Regions from separate parts of the Homo sapiens genome. Here region 1 is linked to region 2. A link is a contact called in ENCODE Hi-C data. All regions are on one chromosome and are shown on one strand. Each heading gives the region's core, a stretch centred on a gene start or an enhancer-like site at or near the end of the contact. The rest is flanking DNA. Distances are from core to core; before and after follow the strand shown. Region 1 overlaps TBCEL-TECTA (TBCEL-TECTA readthrough). Region 2 overlaps ARHGEF12 (Rho guanine nucleotide exchange factor 12).

Region 1 (5,101 bases), core at 1,647-4,146, 720 kb before region 2:
GCATCCAAGACAAAATAAGCCTTCATTGAGGTGGTGTCCAAATACAGGCTGCTGCCTGCTCTCACAATAACATGGAGATACAATCAGCTCTATTTAGAAAAGCCATTAGTCTTAAGCAGGGAAAAACATACTCTCCATATTTTAAAAAGCATACCACTAATGACAATCAAATCAGCATTTGAGGAATTCCTAATGTAATCCTTGCCATCATAAAGGATTTCCCAGGACATAGTTTAGGGATTACTTGGGACAAACAGAAAATAAGGTACCAAAGAAAAGAAAAGGCAAAGAAAAGCCTCTAAGAAAACCTGTTTCTGGCATTGCCACCGTCTCTGACAATGGTACTTCCTCTTTCCATCAAATAATTGTTCACTGGAGCTATTTTAAGACTCCTCCTTATGATAAGCAAAATTTTAAAGTCTGAAAAGGCACCCTAAATCAATGCATTTACTTCCTACCACTGCCCTCAAAAACAAAAAGAAATCATTGAGTTCCCAAAGATACATGATATGCTGACTTCTAAAAGTTGCATTTTTTTTCTCTTTAAAATTAAAGAGGATGACTGTGTATTAGGTAAGCACTAAAGAAGCAATTTAGATTCAATCTATCAGAGGAAATGGAGAGAGAAAGTAAACACAAAATGAAGGGAACACTGAAAAATACAAGCAATGTGGATAGACATCTGATCAAGGGCAAGGCAAAAATAATAAACATGTACACTTGACTATGTGCCAGACCCACAAACATGGAGGTTTCTTTCTCTCTAAATGATATTTCTATACCCTCAGAGAAATCAGGGCTATAAATACCAGACAACAAGTACAACTTCACGATGTGTTTTCTGAGGACCAGTTCAAATTCTAGAGTGAAATTCAGTCTTAATACACATAATCTCTCTAAAAAGACATAAGCAATCTCCACCACACATATCCTCCTTTACTAGTCTCAGTTTTTAAGTCTCTGGGTCTCTCTCAGCTGCTGCCTTTTTTTTTTTTTTAAATACTTTAAGGTCTAGGGTACATGTGCACAACGTGCAAACATGTGCCATGTTGGTGTGCTGCACCCATTAACTTGTCATTTATATTAGGTATTTCTCCTAATGCTATCCCTCCCCCCTCCCCGAATCCCACAACAGGCCCCCGTGTGTGATGTTCCCTGCCCTGTGTCCAAGTGTTCTGATTGTTCAATTCCCACTTATGAGTGAGAACATGCGCTGTTTGGTTTTCTGTCCTTGCGATAGTTTGCTAAGAATGATGGTTTCCAGCTTCATCCAAGTCCCTACAAAGGACATGAACTCATCCTTTTTTATGGCTGCATAGTATTCCATGGTGTATATGTGCCACATTTTCTTAATCCAGTCTATCACTGATGGACATTTGGATTGGTTCCAAGTCTTTGCTATCGTGAACAGTGCCACAATAAACATACATGTGCATGTGTCTTTATAGTAGCATGATTTATAATCCTTTGGGTATATACCCAGTAATGGGATCACTGGGTCAAATGGTATTTCTAGTTCTAGATCCTTGAGGAATCGCCACACTGTCTTCCACAATGGTTGAACTAGTTTACACTCCCACCAAGTATGGAAAAGTGTTCCTATTTCTCCACATCCTCTCCAGCACCTGTTGTTTCCTGACTTTTTAATGATCGCCATTCTAACTGGTGTGAGATGGTATCTCATTGTGGTTTTGATTTGCATTTCTCTGATGGCCAGTGATGATGAGCATTTTTTCATGTGTCTTTTGGCTGCATAAATGTCTTCTTTTGAGAAGTGTCTGTTCATATCTTTTGCCCACTTTTTGATGGGGTTGATTTTTTCTTGTAAATTTGTTCAGCTTCTTCTTCTATATACAAACCAAAATCTCTCCACTTAACTTCCCAACTTGAAACCTTTCAATGGTTTCCCACTGTCTATAAGAATAAGCCCTACTGTCCGAGCACAGCATACCAAAGTCTTTCACGGACTGCCCTGTTTCCTACCTTCCTCCCCAGCATAATATGTATCATTACTTCCCAGTTATTAACTACTTTTTTTTTTTCAGACAGTCTAGCTTTGTCGCCCAGGCTGGAGTGCAGCGGCACAATCTTGGCTCACTACAACCTCTGCCTCCCAGGTTCAAGTGATTATCCTGCCTCAGTCTCTCCAGTAGCTGAGACTACAGGCATGCACCACCACGCCTGACTAATTTTTTGTATTTTTAGTAGAAATGGGGTTTCACCATGTTGGCCAGGCAGGTCTCGAACTCCTAACTTCAAGTGATCCACCCACCTCGGCCTCCCAAAGTGCTGGGATTACAGGAGTGAGCCACTGTGCCCAGCTCCCACTTACTACTTTTCACTAGTCATATCAAATTGTTGTAGTTCACTGCACATAAAGACATTTCATACCTCTGTACCTTTACTTCCCATGTACTCACATCTGTCTAGAATATTCTTCCCTCATCGTCACCAGATTAACTCAATCATTTTCCAGGAAAGTACCCTCTTCCAGCAGACCTAAGTCCTCCTTAGTGTTCTCAGAGTATAAAGCGAATATTCAATCATCTTACTGAACAGTTGCTATACTGCCAGGCACCGCTCTAGGCACTGGGGAGATGGCAAGGTACAAAACAGAAACAGTCCCTACTCCTATAGAGCTTACAGTACCATGGGGGGAGATTGACAATATACAAGAAATGTAACTCAGGTGTTGATAAGTGACAAGAAAAATATTAACAAAAGGAGGTTAAGAGAATTATAGGAGACAGAGGTGTGCTATTTTAGACTGGGTGAGGAGAGAAGGAATCTCGGATAAGGTGTCAGCGAGGGAGAGAATGAAGCAGGTAGCCTGGTGCATTCTCAACAGGGAACAAAGTGCAAAGGCCTGAGGAGGGAGTGTGCTTGAAGTGTGTCAGGAACAGTAAGGACAGTTTCTGTTTTTTGTCTGTTTTTTTTTTTTTTTTGAGACGGAGCCTTGCTCTGTCACCCAGGCTGCAGTGCAGTGGTGTGATCTCAGCTCACCGCAACCTCCGCCTCTCGGGTTCAAGTGATTCTCCTCCCTCAGCCTCCAGAGTAGCTGGGATTACAGGTATGCACTACCATGCCTAAGTAATTTTTTTTGTATTTTTAGTAGAGACAGGGTCTCTCCATGTTGGTCAAGCTGGTCTTGAACTCCCGACCTCAGATGATCTGCACACCTTGGCCTCCCTAAGTGGTGGGATTACAGGCATGAGCCACTGCGCCCAGCCTCTGTTGTTTTTTTAAAAATCAACTTGAGTTCTTAGAAACAGGCTGCTATGAGATGCACGGGCCTTAAGGGAGCAAGGGTGGACTCAGGGAGACTGGTCAGTAGGCTACTACAATAACACAAGTAAGATATGATGAAGGATTTGGACTAAAATGATAGGAAGCAGTAGTCAGATTCTATACATAGGTTTTGAAAGTAGAACTGAAAGAAAAAAAAAACAGACCAGATGTGGGGTGTGGGAGAAAAAAAATCAAGAATGACTCCAGTGTTTTTTCCCTGAGCAACTGGAATAATTGAAAAAAGGAGAAAAACTGGCAGAGCAGTAGCTATGGCACAGGGGGCTAGGGGTGAGGGAGGCAGGGTAAGGGAAAAGGGAGGGTATCGAAAGTTGAGTTTTGGACACACTAGGTTTAAACATCCAGGCAGAGGCATCAAGCAGGCAGCTGGAAAGCGCCGTCTGGAATTTAGAGGCAGATCACAGCTGCATGTATACATCTGGCAGTTATCAGAATACAGAAAGCACTGAAAGCCTCGGGACTGGCTAAAAGTGTGTGGGGGATGAGTACAGAAGAGAAGAGGTCCAAGGACTAAGTCCTGGGGTAACTCAAGTTTTAGAGGTTGGGAACATGAAGAGGGCCCAGCAAAGGAAATATATCTCTAGCTTAGCTTCTTGAGAGTAGACACTACTGTTTTTGTCTCTTTATCTCTAGCTTGAAGCCCAGTGCCTCTTGGTCCTTAGTAGGTATTCAGTAAATAAATTAAACTGTCCTTTGAAACCCAGCTAGAATCTAGAGTTATTTCCTAGAAGTTCTCCTGGTAAGGCCTGAGAGTCTAATAACTGAAATATGACCAGCCCAGTAAGGACATCTTTCCAGCTACCTGCAGTACACACTGAACTTATCTGGAAACAGCATATCACACCACTGCTATATAAGCCACTAAGAAACACGGCACAGATGACGGCTTTAAAAGAAAAGAGTCCATTGACTGGAAAAGCAAACAGTATGATGGTCAAAGGCCAAGAATCAGAAAACAGAGATTTTTCCTCTTCTCTTGTTTCACAAAGTAAATAAACATGAGACATATGGCTGATTGCTCAGTTTTTTGTTAGTCCATTATTGCCATAAGCAGCTAGAGCAGAGAGGCTAAACTTCCAGCTCTACCTATCAGAAGGCAATAAAAAGGATAATTGAGCACCTGTAAGAAATTATAAAGCTCTTAATAAGTATGTCTCCCTTCAGTCTCCTAAACATTTTACTCTTTTCATCATAAAAATTCAAATGATTCAGATTTTGCATTTCATCCTGGGATAGGAAAACAGGTATGTGAATCTCTGGATCCTCTTTAAAGTCTTTTATTGCCAAAATGACTAATCACATAGAAACAGATGTGTGTAAATAATCCAACTGACACACAAAATAACTTTGCTACCATAAAGGACATTCGGCTCATCATGTCGGCTCTTTATTCATAACCTCAAAGACATTTTGGGTAACTTTTCTTACTTTATGTTAAAGTTAATTAGAGCTATTTCATGTTTAACTGACACGAGAGGAAAATAAAAGGAGGAAGAAAAGCTCGGGGAACCGAGCTAGGAAGGCTGTAGTGGAAGTTAGAATTTACAGGAAAATTGAGCTGAACACTGATTTTTAAAAAAATTTCATTAAATGAAAAAGAATGTTTTTCTTTAAATAAATGGATACCTCCATCCTACCTGGAAACTAAAGCTCAATTTTATATGAGACACTGAATGATGTAGAGGGTCAAATTCCACCTTTTACTAACTATACACAGTACTATGTGCTATTCATTGACATTTTAGGGAGAGATTATGGATATAATTTGGAAGAGAAAGAGATAAGTATAATACTA
Region 2 (5,313 bases), core at 999-3,498:
GGAGTAATAAAGGGAACAAGGGAGGTTCATCATACCATTCTCTGTACTTCTGTTTATGTTTGAATTTCCCACTAAAAAAAAAGAAACTTTCATAGACTCCAAATAACCCATTTAACAAGCATTTACTGAACTTGTTGATGTAGACTATATTATTTATTGTTCCAAATTATTTAACCTCCACTTTCCTTAAGAGGATTATACAGCCTTATCTGTTATCATGCAACTTGCAATGCCACCTGTGGAAGGACTATACATCCTTACCCCACTGACAGTGAGCTCTGACCATATGACTTGCTTTGGCCACTGACATGTGAGCTGATGTGACATACAACATGACTGAGTGAAAGCTTTAAGAGCCATTGTATGTCTGCATCTGTTTTCTTGCTCTCTCCCTCATCCACAATAATGGCACAGCCCAGACAGGGGATGCTCCTTGAGCCAGGGTTCCAAAATAAGAAACGTGAAGCAATGCTGCAGTCAATCCACAGCTGACAAGGTGTAGCATAAGCAAGAAGAAAAGCAGTGTTGTAAGCCACTGAAATTTGATAGTGTTGCTACAGCAGCATAACCTAGCAAAAGAAGACAGATACACTTATTATGGAGTAGGTGCAAAAAATAAAATTATAGGCTGGTATATATTTTTAAATGTTTCAGAAGATAAACCAAAAAAATTAACTATTGTTACCTATGAGGAGAAGGTATGAAAACTAACAGGTGTGTAGGAATACTTTTTTTTATACCATTTTATATGATTTGAATTTTCTGTGTGTGTATGCGTGTGTGCGTTTAACCTGAGCAGCAACATCTGGGTAGTTGGATCATTTGGGCCATTTATTTTTCTTCCTTCTGCTTTTCAGTATTAAAAAATAAAAATATAATAAGGCTACCGATAATTACTTAAAAATGAATAAGAACTATTCTTATACCCTTGAAGAACTCACGTATTAGCTAACAATTTAGCTTTAAATAAAGCCTTCCCCCATTCATTGTTAATTTTTTTAACGTCCAAGGCTAAATACTGTATATATATATATATTTAGGAGTATGACATACGCCATTTCGTTTTTTTTTTTTTTTTTTTTGAGACGGAGTCTCGCTCTGTGCCCAGGCTGGAGTGCAGTGGCGCGATCTCGGCTCACTGCAAGCTCCACCTCCTGGGTTCATGCCATTCTCCTGCCTCAGCCTCCCCAGCAGCTGGGACTACAGGCACCCGCCACCACACTCGGCTAATTTTTTCTATTTTTAGCAGAGACGGGGTTTCACCGTGTTAGCCAGAATGGTCTTGATCTCCTGACCTCCTGAACCGCCCACCTCGGTCTCCCAAAGTGCTGGGATTACAGGCGTGAGCCACTACGCCCGGCCTGTTATATGCATTTCTATCAGTTTGCTCACTTTCAGGTTTCAGCAAAGCAATATAGTGTTTTGTATATGGATGGTACAGTTACTAATCTCAAAGGAAATTCTCACAATTTCATTATTTTAGTATGCCAGTTAAATTGGCAAAGAGGTTTGCTCTAGTTACAGTTGTTCAAGGGAGAGAATACAGTCATGGGTTCTTAGTTTCTGTTTCTGGATGGGCCAGTAAAGCCCCTTCCTCATCCCTCTTTCCGTTTTATCACTAGAGACAGAAACTAAAAACCATGGCTTCAGGCTGCTGAAAGCCTAAAACAAAACAAAACAGAAGAACAACAGCAAAATAAGGCAGGTTGGACAAGCTTGCTAGGTGTTAAGTTTGGTAAATATGCCTTAACCAGTACTAGAGCAAGGAATCTATTAAGGAAACTCTTCTAGGGTAAAATCATAAAGGAGCATTGAAAGAAAGGAAAAAAAGGGGAAAAATTCTAATCATGACTCTTGTGGTGATAAAACAACACTTGAATGGTTACAGAAATCAAGTTTAATAGAGTAACACTTTACTACATGAACAAGTTTTAACTTCAAGAGAGCAATATCTGAACATAGCAGTAACCTGCAAATGACTAAGAACATGTCTGTACTTTTCATCCTAAGATCTCAAAGCACTTCACAAACATTCATTTAACTCTCATATCACCTGAGAAGTAGTGATATAATAATACATCATTATAACCATCTATCCTGCCAATACAAAATATTTAAATACCTCTTCAGCAGCACTTGCCCTAAGAAGGTCTTGCTAAACAGCCAATAAAACAGGAAATAGGCTGACAGTGCATATGCCACCAACAATCTCTGAAAAGATCAGACCTTCACCCACAAGAACCACTTCCTCTCAGTAAACCACAGAGACTGTACTGGGCAAACCACAACATATCGGCTTGTGTCTGGAACATAGGCAGATAACCCATCTAAAATCTATGGAAGGGTATGTCTAAGCACCTTCACAGGATTTCTTGTGTTAGCAAGTGTATTTGGGGTATCTGTTACTCTTCTGGATAACATATAGCCACTTTCTGCATTACAAGATCAATTTCAGGTATCATTCCTTCAGAGGCTGATGAAGTCTCCAGTTTTTTTTTTTTTTTTTTTTTTTTTTTTTGAGACGGAGTCTTGCTCTGTCATCCAGGTAGGAGTGCAGTGGTGCAATCTTGGCTAACTGCAACCTCCGCCTCCCGGGTTCAAGTGATTCTCCTGTCTTAGCCTCCCGAGTAGCTGGGATTACAGGCATGTGCCACCTGGTCCGGCTCATTTTTGTATTTTTAATAGAGACAGGGTTTCACCATGCTGACCAGGCTAGTCTTGAACTCTTGACCTCAAGTGATCCGCCCACCTCAGCCTTCCAAAGTGCTGGGATTTACAGGCATGAGCCACCGCGCCTGGCCAGTTTTTCTACAACAAAATAATCTACATTTTTTTGAATCCATAAAAGATCTACAAAGTCCTCTTTGATCTTTTGAGTATATGAATGTAAAATCAACATTTATATGTAATATTTGACAAAAACTGTAGTATCAGAGTGTACCTTTAAATGACTCTAATGTGTTATATAACACCAAAAGAAAAAGCAGTGTGACAAGCAGCTAATTGAAAGCATTAACTAAAACCAGGCTCTCTTATATAGTTCCAATTTCTGCATGAATTGTTACTTGCAGTCCAAGACAGGAAACCTACTTTTCATTGGCCAGTAGATTTGCTTGTCTCTAGACACTGAGAAGCCACCCAGGCCTGTCATGTGACTGTGATCTCAAAAACCAGGACTCAGCATTTGAATTAGTAAAAGATCCTGTTTCGGTATGAATCTAAACTGCATTGGTGCATGCTAATTCAAGAGGTAAAGTTAGTGTATTTTTTCTTTTACTAAAAGTCGACACTATATACTCATGCAATTTAGGCACAGCCTCTGACCAGGCACTAGCTTCATAGGCTTCTATTGGAGTTAGAAGCTGTCTTATAGCGGTCTTCCCTATATGACTATCTTGATGATTCCAGATATTCTAAGTTGAAAAAGTAAAATGCTCTAAATTTGGCATGTTTGCAAATTTTAGTATTACCAAAATACAAAATATTAATATTAGCAAAATACAAAACAAGGACATCTATCTCAATAATTTGAAACTAAAATAGTACTAAAGAAAATATGCTAATAAAGTATTCAAAAGGTCTACAGTCTTACAGATTTTATAATAATCTAAATATGCACTTTTTCTGTTACACTGTCTTGTCATTAACAATTCTTGTAAATACAACAGCAAGAAAGTAAAATATTTCAATTTTCACAATATCCATTTTACTGAAAAAAAAAATACTGCTAAGCATTGTTATTTCACTAACATGTGGAAATAAGAGGAGACAAAACAATAAGGTAAAAATAAACCAAACATCGAGGAATGTTTTGACCTACAATTTAAGATAACGAACTGAAAAACCACTGGAAAAAATAAGAAACAACTTCCTGATGTATTTCATCATATTGCAACAAGATGATTTTCCATCAAAGGTGGCTAACATTATTTCTATACCCTACCCTTTTGTCATAGAATTGATAACATTTGTTACATTGAGGGTACTCATATTTGAAAGAATCGCTTTGTAAAAAAGCCTTTTAGAACATGAGTAATTGCTTAATTAGTTGATTTGGTAATCATGCTGTTTGTATAAATTTGTTTCATTTGACTGTGACATATCTCATATCCATCCTAAAGACTATCTAAAATAAAAGTGAATCAAAATGACCTTGAGAATCTCTTTACCCATATTTTTGCAGTAGGAGAGCAACTGAGAAAAAGCTAATGAAATATTAAGATAAGCTGATTTTTAGACAATGGATCAACAGAAAGCATACAGCTTGGCTAAGCAAAGAGTAAGGGAAGGGGACCGGAAAGGATAATGAATAACCGTCTGAAACATTTAGAATCATACAAACATAAAATGGGAGGAGAGCATTATTTAGCCTGGTACAGCAAGTACATACAAGTAACAGGACAACTTAAAAGAAAAGTTAGACGTAAAGATCAGGAAAAACTTCCTGACAGCAAGATCTATCAGACTGTGCTTCAGTCTCCTGAGGAAGTGACAAAAGCTTTATCCTCAAGAGATATTTAAAATTAGAATGGGTAAGGTACTAGAAACTATGCTGTAAGAGAAAAATCCAACTGACTTCATCAAGCTGGAGAGTTACTAAAGGAAAATAGCACAGAAAAATACAGTACAAAGAAAGACAATAATTTAAAATGAAAAAAAACAATGGGGGACTTGAGAGCCAGAAAATCTAGGTTAAAATCTTGGGTCTGCCCTTTCTAGTTTTATAATCTTGACTTAAAATCTTGACTTAAACTGTATGAATTAGCTTAAAGTGTAAATGACAGAAGCATGATCTGCCCTGTACTGAACTGAAAATATTGTAAATGTTAAAGAATTATACTACCACAGGATATCATTACCTACATGATGGTATTTTACTCAAAAGAAGGCAAAAATATAATTTTGTTGATTTAAAAATTTTAACTCACATGGCACTATTTTGAAAACCTGTAATTATTATAAGGGAAAGGAGCATGTCTTCAAATAAAGCTCAGGAACATCATCAAAACCAAGTTTTAACAGAAAAGACCAAAAGAAGTTAAGCTACTATTCTTGAAAATGTGTCATGGTCAATTTCTAGGAAACAAGCAAGTATATAAGAAACATTTCTAATAATGTCAGACAACCATGATGCAAAAGAGTCCCTTCAATTACCTCTGGGAACCAGTATGTTATCTTGCTGTTTCTGTGACCCGTATCAGTTTGGGAAGCAATTCATACCCACCACTGGATGACATTTAGAAGAGGCAACCACATATGTACAATGAAATATTTTCCAACTGTTTTCCCTGGAATCGCAATGCTCCACAGAAA

What was found. A loop is a pair of places that touch in the nucleus more often than their neighbours do. Pooled maps may share reads with other maps.
Region 1: a loop to region 2 is called in a pooled map, with 2.4 times the contacts of the local background. The contact joins two enhancer-like sites. A Hi-C loop is called at or near these places in 2 of 37 single-sample maps with no recorded cell type and 5 of 50 pooled maps.

Annotation. Positions count from the first base shown.
Region 1 is chr11:121,066,731-121,071,831 of GRCh38, reverse strand. All of the region lies in intron 7 of TBCEL-TECTA (TBCEL-TECTA readthrough), which reads right to left. All of the region lies in intron 8 of TBCEL (tubulin folding cofactor E like), which reads right to left. Among named protein-coding and RNA genes, the nearest start is that of TECTA, 32 kb to the left of the region's middle. RefSeq lists a cis regulatory region at 4,237-4,250 and an enhancer at 4,171-4,315. Within about 2 kb of position 2,896, at least 3 of the 41 ENCODE cell types and tissues checked have a DNase peak (open chromatin) inside an H3K27ac peak, as active enhancers do.
Region 2 is chr11:120,341,471-120,346,783 of GRCh38, reverse strand. All of the region lies in intron 1 of ARHGEF12 (Rho guanine nucleotide exchange factor 12), which reads right to left. Among named protein-coding and RNA genes, the nearest start is that of ARHGEF12, 7.7 kb to the right of the region's middle. Within about 2 kb of position 2,248, at least 3 of the 41 ENCODE cell types and tissues checked have a DNase peak (open chromatin) inside an H3K27ac peak, as active enhancers do.